2 separate regions of the Mus musculus genome follow, and region 2 is linked to region 1. A link is a contact called in ENCODE Hi-C or POLR2A ChIA-PET data. All regions are on one chromosome and are shown on one strand. Each heading gives the region's core, a stretch centred on a gene start or an enhancer-like site at or near the end of the contact. The rest is flanking DNA. Distances are from core to core; before and after follow the strand shown.

Evidence for each region. Hi-C counts contacts between places; a loop is a spot of excess contacts on that map. ChIA-PET counts read pairs that join two places held with the same protein, here RNA polymerase II (POLR2A).
Region 2: POLR2A ChIA-PET joins it to region 1 with 17 read pairs in Patski. The contact joins the promoter of Recql5 here to the promoter of Smim5 in region 1. A Hi-C loop is called at or near these places in 3 of 37 maps with a recorded cell type or tissue (gastrocnemius and heart). POLR2A ChIA-PET finds 5 or more read pairs at or near these places in 3 of 5 experiments (Patski and embryonic stem cell).

What each region holds. Positions count from the first base shown.
Region 1 is chr11:115,897,382-115,903,319 of GRCm38, reverse strand. Smim5 (small integral membrane protein 5) reads right to left here and starts at 3,181. Exons shown (of 3, transcript NM_183259.3): 1 at 2,978-3,181. The region is part of intron 7 of Recql5 (RecQ protein-like 5); the gene reads left to right.
Region 2 is chr11:115,930,271-115,936,313 of GRCm38, reverse strand. It overlaps Recql5 (RecQ protein-like 5), which reads left to right and starts at 2,822. Exons shown (of 19, transcript NM_130454.2): 1 at 2,822-3,525; 2 at 5,516-5,637. The coding sequence starts at 3,396. It overlaps Sap30bp (SAP30 binding protein), which reads right to left and starts at 2,655. Exons shown (of 11, transcript NM_020483.3): 1 at 2,533-2,655; 2 at 839-948. The coding sequence starts at 2,638.

The DNA of each region.
Region 1 (5,938 bases), core at 1,932-4,431:
GTTCCTTCTGGTGAGAACAAAGGAGATGCTGCCCCTAGCCAGTTGGAACATGCTTGCAGAAGGACAGTGATGTATTCGCCCTCCTACCCTGGGACCTCTGTAACACTCCTGCCCCCCCCCCCCCCCCCCCAGAAATAGTGTGCATAAGGTTCAGAACCAGGGCTGTTGTTTCTTACCCTCCCTCTTCATCTATGTTTGGTCTGGCTTGTTCAGTCTGACTGGCACTGTGCCCACATTGCCTCACAAGCCCAATGGAGACACTCCTTAAAAGCAGAAGCAGGCAGGAGTTGGTGGTCAGGAGAGCTTTCTCACTTGTGTGCCACACCCTAAGACCTAAAGAGAAATGGCGGTTAGGGGGGGAAGAAGCACCAGCTCTGTCAGGGTTGGTGGGGTTGGGACCCTAGGCCTAGCTGAAGGGTCTAGCAGTGTCAATTCCCAGAGCAGGAAGAAGGCAGGAGGCTGGGGCTGGGCCTGCTATGCAGGGCAGTCAGGCTTTGTTGGTCAGTTACTCCCAGCTTCTCTCGTGTTTTCCCTTGTGCCTTTCCCCACTCCTCTCTGCATTATGCATGGCTTGTGGAGTTGGAGAACTGCAGACCTGTGCCCCGGGCACCTGAGCTCTTCTCTGTAAGAACGTGGACCACCTATTGTGAGCAGCCTCATAACTTTGTGCCCAGGGCTTCTATAGTCATCCCCACTGGAAGCTCGGTGGAACGTGGCCACCTATGCCAGCCTTGGGATGTGACCTGGGGCGTTAGCTCTTGTCTGTGTTACCAGCAGAAACGGGGCTGCAGAGTATGGCTCTCTGCCCTCAAAGGGCTGAAGAGGAACCCTCTTTGCTTGGCAGTTAGTGTTTTGTTATTTTAAGCTCTGACCCAACATAACAAGCACATCTCAGAGGGGGGAGCAAAGGGGTCTTGTTCTCCAAAGAGGAAAGAGGCACATTCCAGCAGGTCTCCAGGCATCTTCCCAGTGGGCTATTTAAAGCAGAGCCAACAGACACTCGGTGCCCAATATAACCTTGCTCCCCAGCCGTGGTCAGGGGGAGAGGGAGCCCTGGAGCTGGGCCCCATTGACTGGATACACCCTAGGTTTGGGTGAAGCCAAGCAAAGCTACTGGTAATTTTGTGTTTCCAAAACGATCAGTCCCAGGTTTGTCCAATTACTTCTAAACCAGACTTTATGCCCCAAACCTGGGGGAACTAGAGTCTCTCTTAATGCTATGTTTGGTAGAACAAATGGTAGCTTTCTCTGGTCCAGGAGGGAGAACAGGCTTGGCTGCCACTGAGGCCCACTGGTGCCCAGGCCGCTTGTGCAGCAGATTTGGAACCTTCTGTGGATGCTCCACAGGCAGTGATCAGAGAGCTAGCACAACAGAGAAGGAAACTGGCCGAGCTGGGGGACCGATTAGTGTTCCTGGGTGTGGCATGGGACATGGAGGTTCTTGCTATATAGTAAGTGTCCTGTAGGCCAGACAGCAGAAGCTTGGTCCCACAGTTTCTCTACTTCCTCCTTGTCTACTTGATCATCCAACTCCAGCTCCCCACACGGATGAGGGCAAGCAGCGTGTCTGTGCCTGATAAGAGTCATGGGGGCTCTCAGCCCCTTTTGTCCGTTGAGGAGCATCTCGAATGAGACATAACCAACAGATGTGAGAGACCTGAGAGGTCAGAGCCTAACCAGCAGGGCAGAGATGCCCACTGTGCCTGTTGAGTGTTTGAGCAACTCCATCAGTGCTGGGGCTCCGGTTTGGAGTCAAAAGTGGGTGCTTGAAGCCTTGGTGGTTCTGCTGCCCTGGTCCCCAAGTTTTCTAGACAATGGAGAGAACTTCCTGCTCTGGTGGCCAATAGAAACTAAGCGAGCTCCTCTCCTGCAGCCATAGAAGCTGGGCCTCCCTCTGAGCTCAGGGACTGCTGGAGCCTGTGTGTCCCAGATGTGGCTCAGCTGCAGTGCAGTCCCTCTGTTGCACACTTGTTAGTATTACCACAGGAGTTAGCTTCCCAGTCCCACACAAACCAGAGTGCACCCCCTCTGCTGAGCCAAAGAGACTCTCGGCCCTCCCCTTGGTTTCCAAAACTGAATGATGTTTTTCTTTCTTACTGGATAACAGTGTGTTTGCTTTGGAAGGGACGTCTCACGGGGACTTGAACCCCAGTGTGAGGACAGGAGGCAGAAGGGCTTAGCAGCCTCCTCTCGTGAGGCCCTGCCCAAGAAGGTTGTGCTTGCCCTGCACAAGGACTGAAGAGAAGAGCTGTCTGGGGGCAACCATTACAGTAGTTAGTGTGGAAGAGACTCTGGGGTCTTTTCCAAACTCATTCATGTAGTCACAAACTCCTTTCCAAACTTGGGGTTTGAATTAGGGTGCATATCCCTGGCTCAGTTTTCAGAGATCATTGCCAAAGGAGGATCAGGGGTCCTGGTAATCTAAGTGGGTGCAGAGACTCCTCCCTAGGATGATCCTGAGCCGGAAGCACACAGCGGTGAGCAGGTCAGAACTCCAAAAGACAGGAAAGCTGCTGCTCTTGTCCAGCATCCAAGTAGGCAGTTCTGCTGCTGGCTCTACCAGCTCCTGGGGCCAGAGGCCATTCAGCAGGCTGGGCACACCTTGTCCTGAGCCTTCTTGAGAACCAGGGAGGGCTCAGCCCTAATCCTTTCGGAAATGGAGGCTCAGCAAGATTGGGGGCCATATCCTAAACTCACTGAATAGAAAAGGTTTAAATGGATGTGTCCAGCAGCCCCCAGCCCCTGTGCCACACACCGAGTAGCAGTACATCCCCCTTCTCTAGTACCAGGTCCCAGGGGAAGAGCACTCAGGTATACACACAGAGGAGGTGACTAAATTCCCATAGGAGAGTGGCCTAATATATCCCCCAAGACGTTCCTCTCCGAGCTCATGCTAAGCTGTGACTCCTCGCCAGAGATACGAGACCCTGGCTGCCCTCCTTTCCCGATCCTGTCACCTCTAGCCAGTGTCTCTTACCTGGGAGCTCAGATAGTGGGGAGCCTCGAAGAGGTGTCCCAGTACAGAGCCTCTATGTACCTCCTGGAAGTCCTTTGGCCACCACCTTTGACTTCTTCACCAGCGCTGCCACTTTCCTGCCTAGGCGGCTGCTTCTCACTCGGGCACCTCCTGGTGCTAGCTCCCGGTTGCTGACAGCCAGCTGCTGTCCAGCTTCAGCGCCTCATCGCTTCAGCTTTTTTGTTGTTGGTTGTCCTGGAGATCTAGGTGTCAAATTACAGTTGTGAGGAGGAGCCCAGGGAGTCCTCCCCTGAGCTTGACTTGCCCTTCACGCCCTATGCCTTTCCCTGCCTAGAGGTCCACTCTGCTCTCTGGATCCCCAGACGGCTCCCTCTCTTATTCTTCCTCCTGTTCTGCCCTCCTCCTGCCTTTGAGCCAGGCTGTAGGCTGTAGGCTGTAGGCGGAGGGCTGGGGTTGGGCTAATGACAGAAGTGGTTGGCTGTGGTTCCCTGTGGAAATAACCCCGGGGGGCTCCGTCTGAGGTTGCCAGAGGAAGAGGGTGGAGTGACTCGCTCTTGGGTGCCCCAGCACCCTCTGGATGGCCTTTTTGGCTTGTGTCCCTGACCACCCTGGTCTGTCTCTTGGGCCACACTCTGGCTGCTCTCTCTGCCCTCTGCCAGAAAGAAAACCGGGCTACAGGATCACCCAAGCACGTCAGCAAGCTTTCAAGCAGCCCTCTGGTGTGGTACTCTGCCATCTACCCAGGGGCATCTGGGGGGAAGATGAGGATCCTAGATACTCTAAAAGTAGTCTGCGCCGGCCATGGTAGTGCACACCTTTAATTCCAGCACTTGGGAGGCAGAGGCAGGTAAATTTCTGAGTTCGAGGCTAGCCTGGTCTACAGAGTGAGTTCCAGTACAGCCACGGCTACACAGAGAAACCCTGTCTCGAAAAAAACAAAAAATAAGTAAATAAGAAAAAGAAAGAAAGAAAAGTAGCCTGCTTGTTTTAGTGAGGGGCCTTGGGTCCTTCTAAGAGAAAGGTCACTGCTGGTCTCGTTCTGCTCAGCTGTCTGCATGACAGCTCTGTTGGCCCATTAACGTTTGTCGGTCTTGCCACCAGCAGACCAGGCTGCAGGGGGAGGACTGACCTCAGCTCTGCAGTCAATGGAGCCCTTTGAATCTGAGCACAAAACCCCAGTGAGCCAGGGCTTGGGGCAGGGTGTAGACAACCATATGGTCACAGTGCCTAGATGCCAAAGCTTCTCAGAGACAGGACAGGCCACCACTGTACAGGCAGAGGGAACATTTGTCGTGTATATTCAGTGTTAGTGGGAGCTGGCTGCAAGAGCGCCCCCCAGTGGCTGTCTCAGCTGTCTTCCTGCCACTTCTATGCAGTTTTAGGGCTGTTCTTCACTTTGCTGGAGGGACCCTACTTCTTTAGAAGGTGGCATTGCAATTTGCTTTCCTTACAGTAGCCTGCTGTGTGGGGTCAGATCCGCAAGCAGTATTCAGACTAAGAAAACCCTCTGTTCCAAAGCTGTTAGTGCCGGCTAATCTTAAGCCTGGGCACTCAAACTGCCCTGCCTCGCGCTGTCTCTTCTGGTTCCCAACCCTGTACCACATTTCTGGCACTAGAGATGACTGTAAGGACCCTGATAGAACAGTGGCCTCTCCCAGGGCCTCAGCCTGGGGATCCGAAAAGAGACTGGCCTCCTGCACCAGGTGGGCTTCCTGCCACCAGCTTGGGCAGGAAGTGGTTATCCGCAGGGGAACATCTGGAGTTAGAGGCTGAGAGGGAGGCTCTAGTGAGGCTCTAGTGAGGCTGGATCTCCCTGGTGAGTGGGCTCACGAGTGACTAGGCATGATGGCCGCTCTCAGCATTGTGTGCCTCTAGCACAGTGACTCTCAGCCTTCCTCATGCTCTGGCGACCCCCAACCATAACATCCTTTTTGTTCCTTCTTTATTACTGGAATTTTGCTAGTTATAAATTGTAATATATGTTTTTTGGTGGATAGTCTTAGGTAAACCCTATGAACGGTCTTTCAAGCACCAGAAGGCTTGAGACCCACAGGTTGAGAATCATCTGTTCCAGGAGCTATGCTAGGTACAGCCTTCAGCCTAGGGCAAAAAGCTCATGGTGGGCGCCAGGGGAAGCCTAATTCCCTCAGGGAAGATCAAGATACCCATGAAAACTGTTTGTGGGAGCTCATGCCTACAGACCCAGAACTCAGGAATCTGAAGCAGGAAGCTCATGAGTTCAAGGCCACCCTGAGCTGTAGTGAGACCCTATCTTAAAAACAAACAAAAAAAGACTAGGCATGGTTGCAGAGGCGGCTTTCTGAGTTCTGAGGCCATCCCAGTCTACTGTGATGAGTACTCAGTAAGCTCTGGGCCAGCCCTGGCTACAGAGTGAGACCCTGTCTCTAAATAACAAGTACTAAAGACAGGCTGGGCTCTCCTGTCCTCTCCTCCTTCCCCACGGTGAGGAACACTTGTAGAACATCTCATCAGTGCTCACAGCCCGATGGAGCACCGTTGTGCTCCACTGTAACACTGCCCCACAGCAGTAGAGAGGCTGTGGCATTCACAGTAAAATGCCTATCTGATGTTGCCTTGGTGGCAGAGCCTGACTCTCCAGGGCATTCCTGGTCCCTGGGCAGAGGGAAGAGCAGGGCCCTAGAGCTTACAGGTAACCAAACAGACTGAGGCTCATATGTTACAGACCTGTAGGGAAACTGCTTCACCTCCCTGGCCCCGGCTCGGCCATGGGCAGCACCAGATGATGCTTCCCACGCCCTGTGGATAAAAGGGTACAGGACAGAGACTGGGGGATGCTCAGAGGTTGAGAGCATAGACTGTATTCACAGAGGCCCCTGGGTTCAGTTCTCAGCACCTCACGGTGGCTCACAACCATCCATAACAAGTTCCAGGTGATCTGACACTCTCCTGACCTCCTGATACACATAAAATAAACCAAAA
Region 2 (6,043 bases), core at 1,573-4,072, 33 kb before region 1:
ATTTCCTTGCCTCTTTCCCTTCCAGACTTTAAAGTCCCAAGTAATACTGCTCAGGTCGCTGTCCGCCATGAACTGCTCCTCCTCTTAACAAGGACACAGTCCTCCTGTCTGTTACCCGCACCTACTTAACTCCAAGGAAGTTCTGGAAGAACCAGGGGACGCTGACAAAAACACCAAGTGGAACATAACCAAAGAATCAAAGTGTGGATGACAGCAGCAAACTTCCCTTCCTTACCTTGTTACAAAGTGAAGCACTTGAATAAACCCCAACCGAGATTAATACAAAGTTGATTACAGATATGTAAGTGACACACTAGTTAGGGCAAACACATTTATAAAGTGGGAAGATTAGCTAAACTCACAAAGCAACATAAAATACCCACTGACACTAAGGTTATGAAAAGTAACCAAGCTAGGCCTAGTGCAACATGGTTATAACCCCAGCTCTCAATAAGCTGACCTAGAGGATCTGGAGCTCAGGGGTAAAAGGTTTGCCATCAGTTTGGGCTTCATAAGACCCCATCTCAAAAATGCAAAACAAAAGACCTCCTTCCAAAAGCTCAATTCAAAAGCTAATACAATGTGGTCCAGGTGAAAAAAAAAAAAAAAAAAACGACTTAACTTTCAAAAAGAGCTAATACCACCCAACCAATTCAACTTTTTTCTTCTTTCTGTGGTGCTGGGGATCAAGTCCTTGACATGCTTAGGCAAAGCCCTCTCCCATGAGCTACATCCTCAACGGGTACCAACTGATTCCAAACCAAAAGGGAAAAGGGACAGAGTTGACCATGGAATGGAAGAGTGTTTCAAGAGCTCTGGGTCTGGAAGATTTACCCACCGACTGCTTACTGTTCTCGTCCTCCTCTTCTTCATAACCATCCTCATCACCCCCTGGGCGAGAGAAGTCATCTTCTCCATAGGCGTCAGATACCAAACCACCTTTCTCCTCTGAAAGAGGAGAGAGAGGGGAGAGGGGGAGAGAGAGGGAGAAGGAGAGAGAGGGGGAGAGGGGAGAAATGTAAAAATGTTTCTGAAAATTGAATGGCCAAGATTATTTCTGAAGATAAAAAGGGAACCTAAGTCTCAAGTAAGTGGCTATAGGCCCAGATTGAATTTGTACTTAGGAAGAACAATTTAATACCAGGGGTTGGGGTTGGGAATTTAGCTCAGTGGTAGAGCTCTGGGTTCTGTCCTCAGCCTGGAGGTTGGGGGGGAGGAAGAAAAAAAAAGGAAAGAAAGAAAAAGAAAAGACCAGGGGTTGTGCCAGGAATGGCGGTGCACACCTTTGAACCGAGCACTTGGGAGGCAGAGGCAGGAGGATCTCTGAGTTCTAGATCAGCCTGAGTTCCAGGACAGTCAGGACTAGAGGGAGATCCTGTCTCAAAACAAACAAAAACAGGGGTATTGGAAGATGACTCTTATACGAGTGCATAATGTACAGGGTTTGGTGTCCCATGCTTTTAATTCAAGCTCTCTGGAGACAGGGCCAGGCAGATCTCTGTAAGTTTGACAGTTCAGTTTCCAGTACCCACATCAGGCAGCTCACAAATGCCAGTTTCAGAAGAGCTGATGCCTCTCTCTGTCCACCATGGGCAGAACTCACATGCAAGGCCCACTCCATATGTACAGATGTATATGAAAAGAAAATCAAGCATTAAATTCATGTTCTAATATTTTCAGGACAGGCTGGGGAAGTAACAAAGTAGTGGGATGCTTTCCTAAGAGTGTAAGGCCCTGGGTTTGGTTCCCAGCAGTTCCAAAGGTTGGGGAACTATTACATGCTGTTGGCCTATTAGGGCAGTTAAAGTCTTCTCCTCTTTGAACCAGCCCAACAGGTCGTTTAAACTCCTGTTTTGACATACCACACACATCTCTATCTTGTTTCATGTGCAACCTCAAAAACGCCTTCTATGCACAAGACTGTCTTCCTCATTGTTTTGCCCCTACTTTGCAGATAAGAAGACCCAAAGCTCTGGTATATCAGGTAATTTGCTTCCTTCAAGAAATCTGTTCCCTCTATGCTTCGCAGTCTGAGGGCAACCGATAGGCTTTTAAAACTCACCAAACAACAGAATCACCCTACCGCCTTAAAAGGCTTGTCTAGCATATTCTATGAAAAAGCCCAGAATTATGCACTTAGGAGAGATGCATTTTTAAAAACTCTAGGGCAGACTTAGAAACGATTCCTTAAAAGTTACCAACTTAACGAAACACAAGTTTTACTATCCTCCAGGTACATTTCACTCCTCTCTTCCCCATCAAACAACGAGACAGTGATGTCTCGACAGATGCGTACCCCCCTTGGTCCACCCTCTGGCCAGCATGACGCCTTGCGTAGAGGATCGCAGAAAGAGAGATCACTCGTACTGTAGTAGAGGTTCTAATGCTCTGTCTGACCTAGGACATCCACTGCGCTTTGGGGTTCCAAGACCCGATACCTGGAGCACAAAGAGCATCTTCTCCCCATGCCCCGCTAGAGAGGTAGCATTTGGTAACCATAACAGACCCTCCCCTTTCCAGCTCAAGTCTCACCAGTCGCTCCGCCTACAGCGTCGACTCCAGTTTCGCCATCAGATTCAGGGTCTGAATATTCCGCATAAATTGCAAGAGACGACAAAACATTTTTCTTCCCCGCCATCTTACTCCCACAGCGCGGTGTGGCTCAGGCCTATGACTCATAAGCCAATTTAGGGGCGAGAAAACCAACTTCTTCCGGATCCCAGGAGACTCCGCGCCCGAATGACAACCAATCAAAAGGGCTGTGTCTGGGCATGGCTCCGCCCCCATGCTCAGCTCTTGGAAACGTCATCAGCACGGGACGGAAGTAAGGTCTTGCGGCTTCTACTTCGCTGACTTCTCGGGCGGTTTGGCTTCTGAGTTCGAGTTAGGGAGTAGTGTTCTTTGGAAAGCTGCAGAGCCAACCGAAAAGAGCCTGGGGTCTGACATCTTGGAGAGCATTTGTCTGGCAAAGGGCGAGAGCTGTTGACTTGGGGGCTCAGAGGAGGAACGGGGGGTCGGCGTCCTTGATGAATGGTATCTATGGCTTCGCTTCTAGAACAAGGACCCTAGAAAAAGGATTCCAAGTTCTCTGGTCGACTTTGAAGACGTTTGTGGGCTTTGTTGTGGTCCGATTTGTAGCTCTGTCCACCTGACCTGGAAAGTTCATTGTTTTTATTTTTATTAAAGGGAGAAGTAATGTTAATCCCTCAGGAATGTATTGCGTGAAGCAATTCAGCCTTCACTTTTACTGCTGGGGAATGAGATATTTAAGTGTAACATAGCAGCTTACTCGGCAGGAGAAACATAGGCTATATTTTAACGTGGAGCAGAGGGTTTTTTCGGGATTGCCTTTGCCCACCTTTGCGTTAACCTTTTGGCTGCTGCTTTTTGCAAAGATGAGCGCCCGTCCTTTCTCCACTCCCTTCGACCGGGAGCGGCGAGTCCGGAGCACCCTGAAGAAAGTCTTTGGGTTTGATTCTTTTAAAACACCTTTACAAGAGAGTGCGACCATGGCTGTAGTGAAAGGTAACATACCAAGCTACCTGTTTTGCAGACTGCTGGCGGTACCGTAGTAGCTCTGTGGCACAACACCCTCTTAACTTCCTACCTCCTCACCCTTTGGAAATCTTTGAAAACCACTGGTTTGGAATTCTTTCGTGACCAAAGCTAGTGGGTATTTGCTGGGAATCTATTTGTTTATTGATGGTCTATGTAGCCCTGGCCGGCCTGGAATTCTCTATATACATCAAGTTGGCCTCAAATTTGAGCCGGTCCTTCTGCCTCTGGATTATTAAGTACTGGTATTACAGGTGTGGGCTATCATAACCTACAAATTTTGGACAGAACCACTCACACTTCTGGTTTTTTCATAGCCAGACTGACAGTCTGTCTTTGACTTCTGTTCCTAGATTCCCATTCTTGTCCCTGTGCAAGTAGTAGCAAAAGTGGCAGTAGTGCTTAATCTTGTCAGTGACCTAGGTAATCATTTCCTTGAAGAGCGAGTAGCTTGAGTTCCAGGTAGAAAAGGAGAGACTAATAACACTGTAAGCTGGAGATAGCTTGTCCAGATGGGAGCAGCAGTGCCACCAACAGACTTATTAACAGAGGACTGAATGATTAGCCTTGCATATCTACCCCGGTGTAACCAGTACTCTGCTTCCCTGGATGTGTCTAATCCAAATAGTCATATCCTAGTGGCTCAAGACTACTCAAGCCTTGTTTTGATTTGTTTTTTTAAAAACAGGTTCTCACCATGCAGCTTTGGCTTCTTAGATAGCTCAGAACTAGCTATGTAGACCAGGCTGGCCTCAAATTTCCAGAGATCTGTCTTCCTCTACCTATACCCCCCCCCCCAATACTTTCTTACTTTTTGGTTTTTTTGAAATGCAGTTTCTCTCTGTAGCCTTGGCTGTGCCGGAATTCACTTTATAAACCAGGCTGGCCTGGAACTCAGAGATTCTTCTGCCTCTGCCTCCTGAGTGATGGCATTAAAGGCGTGTGCCACAACACCCAATGAATGCTCTGTTTAGAACTTTTTGTTTGTTTTGCTTTTACTACCTTTATTTAAGTATTGGTAAGGACCAACGGTGAAAGACTCCCAGACTCAATTTAGATTGTAATTAGCCAAATTTAGTAAAGCTGTTGGCAGGGCCACAGTCTCTAACCCAAATCAGAGACATGCTTCACAGAGGTGGGTGAAGAAAGGCTTTTAAAGGCAAAATCCCCAAAAGCTGCCAAGATTAGATAGTCAAGGTGACCTCTAAATAGTCCTTGAATATCTGCATAAGCAAGTTACAGAAGCCACAAACTGCAGCTAGTCACAGCATAACAGGCAGATGGTCACAGCTGCACGTTTCTGAGCAGAGTCAGGGAGTCAAGGTTGATGGAAACTTATCTTCTAGAAACGTGAGTCAGAGACAGATGGGTACCTAGCACAAAATGGAGTTTCTTTAGCCATCACAGTATCACTGTTAGAAGCAGTTTCTCTGAATGTCTAGGTCTCCCAAGGCCCTTTGCATAGGAAGAGTGGGGAAGGGAATACATGGAAACAAACGTTATACCAAGACACTCCTGTGAATGTATGCTCTGCTAGGTGCTTTTCCTACATTCTCATTTGATTTACAACATCCAGGGCCAGGCTTGGCTAGACAGGCCTGTAATCCCAGCATTTGGAAGGCAGAGTCAGGAGGATCAAGCAAGTTCAAAGCCAGCTCAGTCAACAGCAAATTCCAAGCCAGCCACTGTTAAGTAGTGAAAATCCGTTTAGAGGGAAAAAAAAAGCCAGGCATGATGGCGCACGCCTTTGATCCCAGCACTCAGGAGGTAGAGGCAGGCAGATCTCAGAGTTTGAAGCCACCCTGGTCTACAAATTGAGTTCCAGGACAGCCAGGGCTACACAGAGAAACCTGTCTCAAAAAACCAAAATAAATAAATAATAATAAAACAAATCGCTTCTTCAGAGGTGTTAGTGGGAGAGGCAGCCAGGGTCTGCTGAAGTTCTCTGCTGTCTTTGCAGGTGCCGAGGATGTGTTTGTGTGCATGCCCACAGGGGCAGGGAAGTCTCTGTGCTATCAACTCCCTGCCCTGTTGGCCAGTGGGATCACCATTGTAGTCTCTCCTCTCATTGCCTTGATTCAGGTGAGTCTTTCGGGGCGTGAACATGAAACCCCAAAAAGATGATGAGGGGCAGGGGCGTTTTGCTTTTTTGCTTTGGCCATTTTCTTCCCCAGTTTTCAGGAAAGCATGCACTGCACCTGGGGCCCAGCCCTTTCCCTGCCCCCTCCCCATATTTTGCCCTTCCCTTCTGTTAGTTCACTTTGTCCTCTGCCAATTTTACTTTTAATTTATTTCATAAACACTTCATTCATATGCCATTACCTGTAGCTCCATCTTATTGGCTTTTTTTTTCTTTTTTTAAAAAGGCCTAAGCTTTATATATAATAAAAATAAATAAATCTTAAAAAAAAAAAAAAGCCTAGGCTGCCTTTGAATTTCCATTCTTGCTGTCTTACCTCAGGAATGCTGGGATTCTGAGTGTGTAAAA